2 separate regions of the Homo sapiens genome follow, and region 1 is linked to region 2. Evidence: chromatin contacts called from ENCODE Hi-C or POLR2A ChIA-PET data. All regions are on one chromosome and are shown on one strand. Each heading gives the region's core, a stretch centred on a gene start or an enhancer-like site at or near the end of the contact. The rest is flanking DNA. Distances are from core to core; before and after follow the strand shown.

Region 1 (5,560 bases), core at 2,611-5,110, 100 kb before region 2:
TTCTTGATTTCTTTTTCAGGTTGTTCACTTAGCATATAGAAATGCTACTGATTTTTGTGTGTTGATTTTGTATCCTGAAACTTAACTGAATTTGTTTATCAGTTCTAATCGTTTTTTAGCCGAGTCTTTAGGTTTTTCCAAATATGAGATTATATCATCGTAAACAAGTATAATTTGACTTCTTCCTAATTTGAATGTCCTTTATTTCTTTCTCTTGTCTGGTTGCTCTTAAACAGTACTTCCAGTACTATGTTGAATAACAGTGGTGAAAGTGGGTATCCTTGTCTTGTTCAACATCTCAGAGGAAAGGCTTTCAGTTTTTTCCCCACTCAGTTATGTGTCAGTATGTGGGTCTGTCATATATGGCTTTTATTATGCTGAGGTCTGTTCCTTCTACCCAGTTTTTGAGGGATGTTGAATTTTCTCAAATGCTTTTTCACCATCAACTGAAAAAATTATACGGCTTTTGTTCTTCATTCTATTGATACGATGTACCACATTGATTGATTTGTGTATGTTGAACCATCTTTGCATCCCTGGAATAAATCCCACTTGGTCATGATGAATGATCTTTTTAATGTGTTGTTGAATTTAATTTGCTAAAATTCTGTTGATGATTACTGGCCTCCTAGAATGAGTTAAAAAGTATTCCCTTCTCCTCTATTTTTTGGAATAGTTTGAGTCGGATTGATATTGGTTCTTCTTTAAATATTTGATAAAATTCAGCATCAGGTCCTGGCTTTTTTTTTTTTTTTTTTTTTTTGCTGGGAGACTTTTTATTATGTCTTCAATCTCATTGCTTGTTATTGGTCTGTTCAGGTTTTGGATTTCTGCATGGTTAAATCTTGGTAGGTTGTATATGTCTAGGAATCTATCCATTTCTTCTAGGTTTTCCAATTTATTGGCATATAGCTGCTCATAGTAACCAATAATGATCCTTTCCATTTCTGCAGTATTGGTTGAAATGTCTTCTTTTTCATCTCTGATTTTGTTTGGTCGTCTTTTTTTATTTTTCTTAGTCTGGCTAAAGATTTGTGAATTTTATCTTTTCGAAAAAATTTCATTTCATTGATCTTTTGTAATTTTTTTAATTTCAATTTCATTTATTTTTGGTCTGATCTTTATTATTTCTTTTCTCCTACAAATTTTGGGTTTAGTTTGCTCTTGCTTTTCTATTTCTTTAAGGTGTATCGTTAAGTTGTTTATCTGACGTTTTTCTACTTTTTTTAATGTAGATACTGCTATAAACTTGCTTCTCGGTGCTGCTTTCACTGTATCCCACAGGTTTTGGTATGTTGTGTTTCCATTATTTGTTTCAAGAAATTTTTCAATTTCCTTCTTATTTTTTCATTGAGTCACTGGTCATTCAGGAGCATATAGTTTAATTTCCAAATGTTTGTATAGTTACCAAAATTCCTCTTGTTACTGATTTCTTTTTTATTCTGTTGTGGTCAGAGAAAATATTTGATATGATTTCCAATTTTTTGAAAGTTTTAAGACTTGTTTGTGGCTTAAGATATGGTTCATTTTGAGAATGATCCATGTGCTAAGGAGAAGGACTGTATATTCTGTAGCCATATGAAATTTTCTATAAATATCTGTCAAGTTCATTTGGTTTATGGTGCAGAATAAGTTTCATGTTTCTTTAGTGATTTTTCTGTCTGGATTAACTGTCCAATGCTGAAAACATGGTGTTGAAGTCTCCAACTATGATTGTATTGGGGTCTATCTCTCTCTTTAGCTCTAATAACATTCACTTTATGTATCTGGGTACTCCAGTGGTGGGTGCATATATACTTAAAATTGTTATATCCTCTTTCTGAATTGATCCCTTTATCTTTATATAGTGACCTTCTTTGTCTCTTCCAGTTTTTGTCCTGAAATCTATTTTGTCCAATATAAGTATAGTTACTCCTCCTCTTTTTGGTTTCCATTGGCATGGAGTATCTTTTTCTATCCCTTTATTTTCTATGTATTGTGTCTTTATAAGTGAAGTGTGTTTCTTGTAAGCAATAGATCATTGGGTCTTGCTTTTTTATCCATTCAGCCACTGTATGTCTTTTCATTGGAGAGTTTAGTCCATTTATATTCAATGTTATTATTAATAGGTAAGGATTTACTTCTTCCATTTTGTTGTTTTCTGGTTGTTTTGTGATCTTCTCTTCTTCCTTCCTTCTTGTCTTCCTTTTAGTGAAGGTGATTTTCTCTAACTGTATATTTTATCTCTTACTTTTTATTTTTATGTATCTGTTGTAAGTTTTTTTATTTGAAGTTACCATGAGGCTTGTAAATAATATGTCATAAGCCATTAGTTTAAACTGCTAACAACACAGATTGCATAAACAAACAAGCAAAGAGAAAATTAATAAAAACTCTCCACTTTAACTATATCCCCCACTTTTTACCTTTTTGTTTTTTCTATTTATATCTTATTGTGCTATGTTTTGAAATCTTCTTGTAGTTACTATCTTTGATAGGTTCATCTTTCAGTATTTTTATGCAAGATATGAGTTTTCACACCACAATTATAGTGTTGTAATATTCTGTGTTTTTCTCTGTACCTACTATTATCAGTGAGTTTTGTACCGTCAGATGATTTCTTAATCATTTTTTAATCTCATTAATGTTCTTTTCTTTCAGATTGAAGAACTCCTTTTAGCATTTCTTGGAGGACAGGTCTTGGGTTGATGAAGTCTCTCAGCATTAGTTTGTCTTGAAGTCTTTCTTTTTTATGCTTGAAGGATATTTTCACTGGATATACTATTCTAGGATAAAAATTTTTTTTACCTTCAGCACTTTAAATATGTCATGCCACTTTCTCCTGGCCTATAAAGTTTCCACTGAAAAGTCTGCTACCAGATGTATTGGAGCTTTCTTGTATGTTACTTTTCTTGTATGCTTCTTTTCTCTTGCTGCTTTTAGGATCCTTTCTTTATCCTTGACCTTTGAAGTCTGATTATTACATGCCTTGAGGTAGTCTTCTCTGAGTTAAATCTGCTTGGTGTTCTATAACCTTCTTATACTTTATTAATATCTTTATTTATATATATACTTTATTAATATCTACTTATACTTTATTAATATATTTCCCCAAATACGGAAATTTTTCTGTTATTTCTCCCTTGAATAAACATTCCAGTACAATCTCTCTATCTCCTCTTTGAGACCAATGACTCTTAGATTTGCCCTTTTGAGGCTATTTTCTATATCTTATAGGCAAGTTTTATTCTTTTTTGTTTTTTTCTTTTTTAGATGGAGTCTCGCTCTGTCGCCCAGGCTGGAGTGCAGTGGCGCGATCTCAGCTCACTGCAAGCTCCGCCTCCCAGGTTCACGCCATTCTCCTGCCTCAGCCTCCCAAGTAGCTGGGACTACAGGCGCCCGCCACCACGCCCGGCTAATTTTTTGTATTTTTAGTAGAGGCGGGGTTTCACTGTGTTAGCCAGGATGGTCTCGATCTCCTGACCTCATGATCCACCCGCCTCTGCTTCCCAAAGTGCTGGAATTACAGGCGTGAGCCACCGCGCCCGGCCTCTTTTTTGTTTTTTTTCTTGTTTCCTCTGTGTATTTTCAAATTGCCTGCCTTCAAGCTAACTAATTCTTTATTCTGCTTGATCAAGTCTGCTGTTAAGAGACTCTGATGTATTCTTCAGTATGTCAATTGCATTTTTCAGATTCAAAATTTCTGCTTCTTTTTAATCATTTCAATCTCTTTGTTAAAATTTATCTGATAGGATTCTGAATTCCTTCCCTGTGTTATCTTGAATTCCATTAAGGTTTCTCAAAACAGTTATTTTGTCTTTTCTGTCTGAAAGGTCACATATCTCCATCTCTCCAGGGTCGGTCACTAGTGCCTTATTAAGTTCATTTGATGTGGTCATTTTTCTGGATGTTTCAGATGCTTGTGGAGTTTGTCAGTGACTAGGCATTGAAGAGTTAGGTATTTATTGTAGTCTTCATGGCCTGGATTTGTTTGTACCTGTCCTTCTTGGGAAGGCTTTCCAAGTATTCCAAGGCACTTGGGTATTGTGATCTAAGTCTTTGGTAACTGCAGCTATATCTGCATTGGGGGCACCCCAAGCCCAGTAACGTTGTGACTCTTGCAGACTCATACAGATACTGCCTTGGTGGTCTTGGTAAGATTTAGGAGATCCCCTAGATTACCAGGCAGATACACTTGTTCTATTTCTTTACTTTTCCCCAAACAAATGGAGTTTGTCTCACTCAGCTGAGTTGCCTGTAGCTGAGTGAAAGGTGACACAAGCACCCCAGTGGCCACCACCACAGAGACTGAACTGGGTTGGTCCCAAAGCCAGCACAGCACTGGGTGTCACCCAAGGCCTATGGTGACAACTGCCTGGCTATTGCTTATGTTTACTGAAGGCTGAAGGGCTCTACAATCAGCAGATGGTGAATCCAGCCTTGCTTGTATCTTTCCTTTCAGGGCTACAAGATCCCCCTAGCCCTCAGTGGGTCAAGATGCTGTTCAGGAACCAGGACCTAAAGTCAGGAACCTTAGAAATCTACTTGGTACTCTATTCTACCATGGTTGAGCTGGCACCCAAGCTGCAAGACAAAGTCCTTCCCCTTCTTCCTTCCCCTTTTCTTAAGCAGAAGAGTCTCTCCCCATGGCCACCACTGTCTCAGGCTCATGGAAAGTACTGCCTGGCTACTTCCAGTGTTCTCTCAAGGTCCAAGGGCTCCTCAGTCAGCTTGTGGTGAATGCTGCCAGGCCTGAGTCTCTCTTCTGGGCAGTGGGCTCCCCTGTGGCCCAGGGCAGGTCCAAGAATGTTGTTCAGGAGCCAATGCCTGGAGTCAGGGACCCCAGGAGCCTGCTTGGCGCTCTATCCCCACTGTGGCTGAGCTGGTACTCAAGCTACAAGACAAAGCTCCCTTTACTCATCACATTTTTTCCCTCAAACAGAATGAGTCTCTCTCTGTAGCCACCACAGGGGAATGTGTTGGGTTACACCTGAAGCCAACATATTTCTGAGTCTCACCCAAGGCCCACAGCAAATACCGTCTGGCTACCACTGCTGTTTATTCAGGGACCTAGGGCTCTTTAGTCTCAGGTGATGAATCCTGCCAAGATGAGATTTTTCCCTTCAAGGTATCAATTCTCTTCTGGCCCAGAGCATGTCTAGAAGTGTCATCTGGGAGCTAGGGCCTAGAATGGGGACCTCAGGTCCCTGCCTGTGTCTTATTTCACTGTGGCTGAGCTGGTAAGATGAAGTCTTCTTTACTCTCCCCTCTTCTCTCCTCAAACAATCTCTCTACTGTACTGCCTGGGGTTGAGGGAGGGATGAAGCAAGTACTCCCTTGGCTGCTCCAGCTGGTGTCTCACCAGGTCATGTGTACCCAAAGTCCACTGGCTCTAAGCCCAGGACAGTACCAGGACTTGTCCAGGAATTGCAGTCCCTGTGGTCTAGATGACCTTTCAAGTTTATTTAGGACTCTACATCACTTTAGCCCATGGTGACGGGCTTCCAGAACTCAGACTCTGACCATTGAGATGGGAGATTCACCTCTGGCTATGGCTGGTCTTAACACTCTCTTCATGGGC
Region 2 (5,404 bases), core at 618-3,117:
AAAGAGTGAGGGAGTGAATGAATGATGGAGGGAGTTTCTAAGTGAGCAAATGAACAAAAAGGAAAATCTCCAAAGCACAAAACTCTAGCGCCAAAGTGAAACGTTTCATTTTCTTTCCCCTTCCTTTATCCACTTCAATTTTGATTGTCTCTCCTACCTTTCTTTCCTTCTCAGAAACAGAACATCTATTAACTATTTTATAGGTTCAATAGAAACTCTATAGCTCTTTGTATCCAAAAATTGTTACACACACACCCACCAGTTATATCTGTTAGCACAGATAGAAAGATTCCATGCCCAGTTCCGATAAAGGACAAAAAAATCTATTTTTTCACCATCCCCATTGAATCAGTTATTATTCATCTTTTTTGGACTCATATGAGGACTTAATTCAAGAATCTGATTAAAACTGTAGGCTTACATATACACAGAACTTTGTGTATAATTTCTGAGGCTCACAGAATCCCTAAAGCACAACCATGGATCCAGACCAAGCCCCCTGCCCTGGCCTGGGAAATGTGGCACCAAATCTTAATGACTTTCTCTCCCTCCTGCTGCCTCCATCAACACCTCAGTGCTTAGGATATTTTTTAGATGCTAAAAAAAAATGTATCAAGTGAATGAACATATGAGTAAGGAAGGAAAAAAAAGTCAAGTTGAACACTCTGAAACTATTGCAAATTATTTATTCTTTCAGATTGCAGTCTTCAGTGCCTCTGTTGCTGTGTGTGCATGTGTGTGTGTGTACATATCTCTTTGTCTGTCTCAACATCCATTCCTTAGTACTCCCTGGGCTGCTTTTACCTAGGAGAGGGGACTCAGTTTCTCCCCTCTGCATCAGCTTATGCAAAGTTCTTAAGAACAGAACCAACCCCAGACAAAACTTATGAGACAAAGGTAGATTTCCACACCATTCTATCTTCCTTCTGCTCCCCTTCAACCCTCTCACATCCTGGTTCTTCTCCAGCAGGGCCCCACCAGAGATCTGAGAGCTCTAGACCTAACCCTCCACTGATCCAGGAACAGTGCTAAATGTATTTGTGTTCCACTCAGAAGATAAATATCCACAGGAACTTGCTCTCAGCTGACAGTGCCTTAGGAAAGCAATGGAATAAGCTAACGCACACTAATTAGTGAGTAGGAGGATATAAAACATTATAGAAATAGACATTCAAGATTCTTTTTTAAGCAACTACCTACTTTCCTGCTAAGGGAGATCCATGCCTGAGAACTGGATAACCACTTGGTTTTGCCTGATACAGAGTAGGCACCTACTAAATATTTATGAAATGAATGACTAAATGAAAGAACACTGCTGATAGATTCACACATGAAGGAATGAATGTTAAGAAAGAAAGGATTTGCAGTGATTACAGAATATTGAGAAAATTTTTTTCTATTTCAGAATATGAACAATCCCCTTTTCCCATCTAGTGGCTCAGGGATCCAAATCCTCAATTTTGTGGGAAAGTGGGGAGGAAAAGCAAGGCACGGTAGTGTGGACATATGTGAGAGTGGGTATATGAGAGGGAGAATGAAAGAGTGGTTGAGAAAAGTTTTACACTCTGATCCCACATTCCTTTCGCAGAAAAAAAAATGTTGCTGGTGCCAACTCTCAGAAGGCAATTCTAATGCTCCCATCAAATGTCACCCCAGAATCTAAGGGCCACCCACCAGCAGCCGTTCCTGCAGGAGTAGCAGCAGGGAAGAGGGCCAGGGATGCCCGTTGCTCACCTCTCTCTCTGTACTCCTCAGGCTCCATCATCTCCCTTGGGCTCTGGCTCCTTCTCACAGATGGACACGCAGGAGGTGGAAGGCGTGAAAGGCGTGGAGCAGCCCGGCTTCCCTCTTGCCAGTCCTGCGCACTCCCTGGCAGCCAGTGTGGGCCCTTTATTTAAAGGGTTCTTTCTTTGACCTTAGCTCCGCCCTTCAAAGTCCCTTCCTCCAGGTTTAATTAATTCCACCCTTTCTTTCCCCAGTCCTTGTAGAAAACAGCGACCACAACTTTGACTGGTCAAGAGAGCCAGGATAAAAGGCGCTTCTAAATTAAGCAGTGCACTTAGCAACCCAAGCCTGCAGGCAGCCTCCAGGTGGATGCCGTAAAAGAGCCCTCAGTTCTTTCTGCCCCTGGATTCAGACAATAGAGCTCCAGCCTCAGACAAGCTCCCAGCTCAGTAGACCAGAATAAGGCCAAGGGTATGCAGAAAAAGTAGCACAAATTATTAGTATTATTCCTGCCCCTGTTTCCTTATCAGCAGTAGGGAGGGAGGAACAGGCACTAATAGTGATGCCCCCTGTGCCCAGGAACAGGCAGAAGTTATCATTGACCACAATGGATTTTTCTATTACAACATACTATCTGTTGTTGCAAAGAATGAAAAAACACAGTTATAAGCCAAAAAGAATAGAAATTAAAACATCACCCCAAATTAATCACTTTTAGCACTTAAAGAAGTAGAAGGGGGGCGTGTAAAGGGACCTGCAGAAACCCCTGTAGGGAGGGGAAACACTATCCTTGGGGTTTGATTTCTGAGTAAAAAGTAATCCAACGTTTTCACGTTGCTAAATGCAATAGTCTTTCTTGTTTATTTGTTTCCAGTCGTCCTTCTGGTTCTCTTGGTGGCATTTTATTTGTTACTACTTCATCCTTGCAGCTCACAGTTTCTCTGGGCTTTCCTCCTACATCTCTGGCTGTTTGTTTCCTCCAATGCTGGCACACCTCAGGGCATTGCCCTCCTTTCATCTTTCTGCTTTGGTGGCATTGCCCATTTCTAAGGCTTTTTTTGTTTTGTTTTGTTTAGACGGAGTCTTGCTCTGTCGCCCAGGCTGGAGTGCAGTGGCACAATCTTGGCTCACTGCAACCTCTGCCTCCCGGGTTCAAGCAATTCTCCCACCTCAACCTCCTGAGTAGCTGGGCCTACAGGTATGTGCCACCATGCCCCACTAATTTTTGTGTTTTTAGCAGAGATGGGGTTTCACCATGTTGGCTGGGTTTGTCTCGAACTCCTGACCTCAAGTGATCCACCCGCCTCAGCCTCCCAAAGTGCTGGGATTACAGGTGTGAGCCACTGCGCCCGGCCCATTTCTTAGGCTTGAAATGTTACCTATGTGATATCCGTATAGGTTTAAACATACCATCAGGCCCTCCCTGTCTTTTGAGCTTCAAAATCTTATATCCAACTGCCTTTCTGACAAATCCTCTCTTATGACTCTGAGGCACCTCAAACTTAACGTATTGCAAAACTGTCTTTCCCCAAAAATATGCCCCACTTCTAGTCTTCCCCATCTCAGTTCATCATCTCTCCATTTTCCATCCACCCATCTATTCACCCCTTGACCGTCCATTCATCCAACCACTCATCCATCCAACCACCATCCATGCATCCATCTATCCTTTCATCCATCCATTCATCCACCCAAATGCTGAAGGCATAAACCTGGTGTCTTCCTTCCCCTTCACTTTCCCTGCTCCCTGCCCAATTCAATCTGTTCAGATTCAGTTCTATTTCCAAAATAAATCTAGTCTGTCAAATTCTCCCCATTTCCATGACTACCACCCTATTCCGGTCCAAGCCACCATTATCCTTCACCTAGACTAATGCAGGAGGCTTCTCATTGGCCTGTTACTGACCATGGGTTCTTGGGCTCTCAATGTAATAGAAATTGAGAAGGCCAAAAGAGTTTTCCCAGACAGGGCATTATCAGAGCTTATGCCCAGGCATAAGGGAGACAGCACGAGAGAGAGAATTCTCTGGCAGGCTCCTTGAAGAGAGTCAGGAAAGTAATTTTAGGCTAAAATAGGTAGGAAATTTTTTAATTACTACTGAAAAAACTACAGTGAGAAATCACTTCATACAGACTATGATGACTATAATAAAAAAGATAGATAACAACAAGTATTGGTGAAGACAGGGAAAAATTAGAACCCTCATACTTTACTGGTGGGAATGTAAAATGGCACAGCCATTTTGGAAAATAATCTGGAAGCTCCCCAGAAAGCTAAACCTAGAGTTCTTTATGACTCAACAATTCTACTGCTAGGTGTATATCCAAGGAAAATGAAATCATGTCCACACAAAAACGTATACATGGGTGTTCATAGCAGAATTATTATAATAGACAAAAATGGAAATAATCCAAATGTTCAGATGAATGAATGAAACGTAGTATATCAATACAACAGAATATTATTCCATGATAAAAAGGAATGAAGTACTGATACATACCAAAACATGGATGAACTTGGAAACATACTAAGTGAAAGAAACTAGTCACAAGGAACCATATATTATATTATTTCATTCATATGAAATATCGAGAATAGACAAATCTACAAAATAGATTCATGGTTAGAAGTGGGTAGGGAGCTGAAGATTGATGGCTAAGGAGAACAGGGATTTTTGGCAGGGTGGTAAGATGAAAATGTTCAAAATTGTTGGGTTTTGGTTTTGTTTTATTTTGCTTCGTTTTATTTTGCTTTGTTTTGTTTTGTTTTGAGATGGAGTCTCACTCTGTGGCCCAGGCTGGATTGCAGTGGTGCAATCTCGGCTCACTGAAACCTCTGCCTCCTGGGTTCAAGCAATTCTCCTGCCTCAGCCTCCTGAGTAGCTGGGATTACAGGCGTGAGCCACTGCGCCCTGCTGAAAATGTTTTAAAATTTATTATGGTGATGGTTGCACACTTCTGTGGATATACTAAAAGCTATTAAACTGTACACTTCAAACGAGGAAATTTTATAGAATGGGAATTATATCTCAATAAAACTGTTGATTTAAGAAAAAAAAAAGCCCTAAGAAAATAAGGGCATTGGTGAAAAAATGGCCTAGAGGATTTAGATTCCAGTGATATTGTCAATAAATCCTTCATTAGGAGCCAGGGTGGGAAAAATAATAATATTGACAACGATATGGGAGGTAAAAAATTTGATCTCATGGAGGTAGAGAATAAAATGATAGTTACCAGAGACTGGAAAGGGTTGGTGGGAGCTGGGGGTGAGGAATAAGTAGAGATTGGTTAATTGGTACAAACATATAATTAGATGGAATTCAATAATATTCAATAGCACATTAGGATGACTATAGTTAATAATTTATTGTATATTTCAAAATAGCTAGATTTGGAATGTTCTGAACACAAAGAAAAATGTTTGAGATGATGGATATCTTAAATATCCTGATTTGATCATTACACACATTGTATGCATGTATCAAAATATCACATATACTCCATAAACAGGTACAAATATTATGTGTCAATTTTAGAAAGTGCCAAGCACCAAGTTAGGCATTTTTATTTTTATTTTTATTTTTATTTGTTGAGACAGGGTCTCACTCGTCAACCAGGCTGAAGTATAGTGATGCGATCACAGCTCATTGCAGCCTTGACTTCCAGGCCCTGGTAATTC

What was found. A loop is a pair of places that touch in the nucleus more often than their neighbours do. ChIA-PET counts read pairs that join two places held with the same protein, here RNA polymerase II (POLR2A). Pooled maps may share reads with other maps.
Region 1: POLR2A ChIA-PET joins it to region 2 with 11 read pairs in activated CD8-positive, alpha-beta memory T cell. The contact joins the enhancer-like site here to the promoter of HDC in region 2. A Hi-C loop is called at or near these places in 1 of 168 maps with a recorded cell type or tissue (endothelial cell of hepatic sinusoid) and 3 of 50 pooled maps. POLR2A ChIA-PET finds 5 or more read pairs at or near these places in 4 of 52 experiments (Panc1, activated CD4-positive, alpha-beta T cell, activated CD8-positive, alpha-beta memory T cell and 1 more).

The regions. Positions count from the first base shown.
Region 1 is chr15:50,159,276-50,164,835 of GRCh38, forward strand. It overlaps a transcript of ATP8B4 not described here. Among named protein-coding and RNA genes, the nearest start is that of SLC27A2, 20 kb to the right of the region's middle. Within about 2 kb of position 3,861, at least 2 of the 41 ENCODE cell types and tissues checked have a DNase peak (open chromatin) inside an H3K27ac peak, as active enhancers do.
Region 2 is chr15:50,263,859-50,269,262 of GRCh38, forward strand. It overlaps HDC (histidine decarboxylase), which reads right to left and starts at 1,868. Exons shown (of 12, transcript NM_002112.4): 1 at 1,735-1,868. The coding sequence starts at 1,765.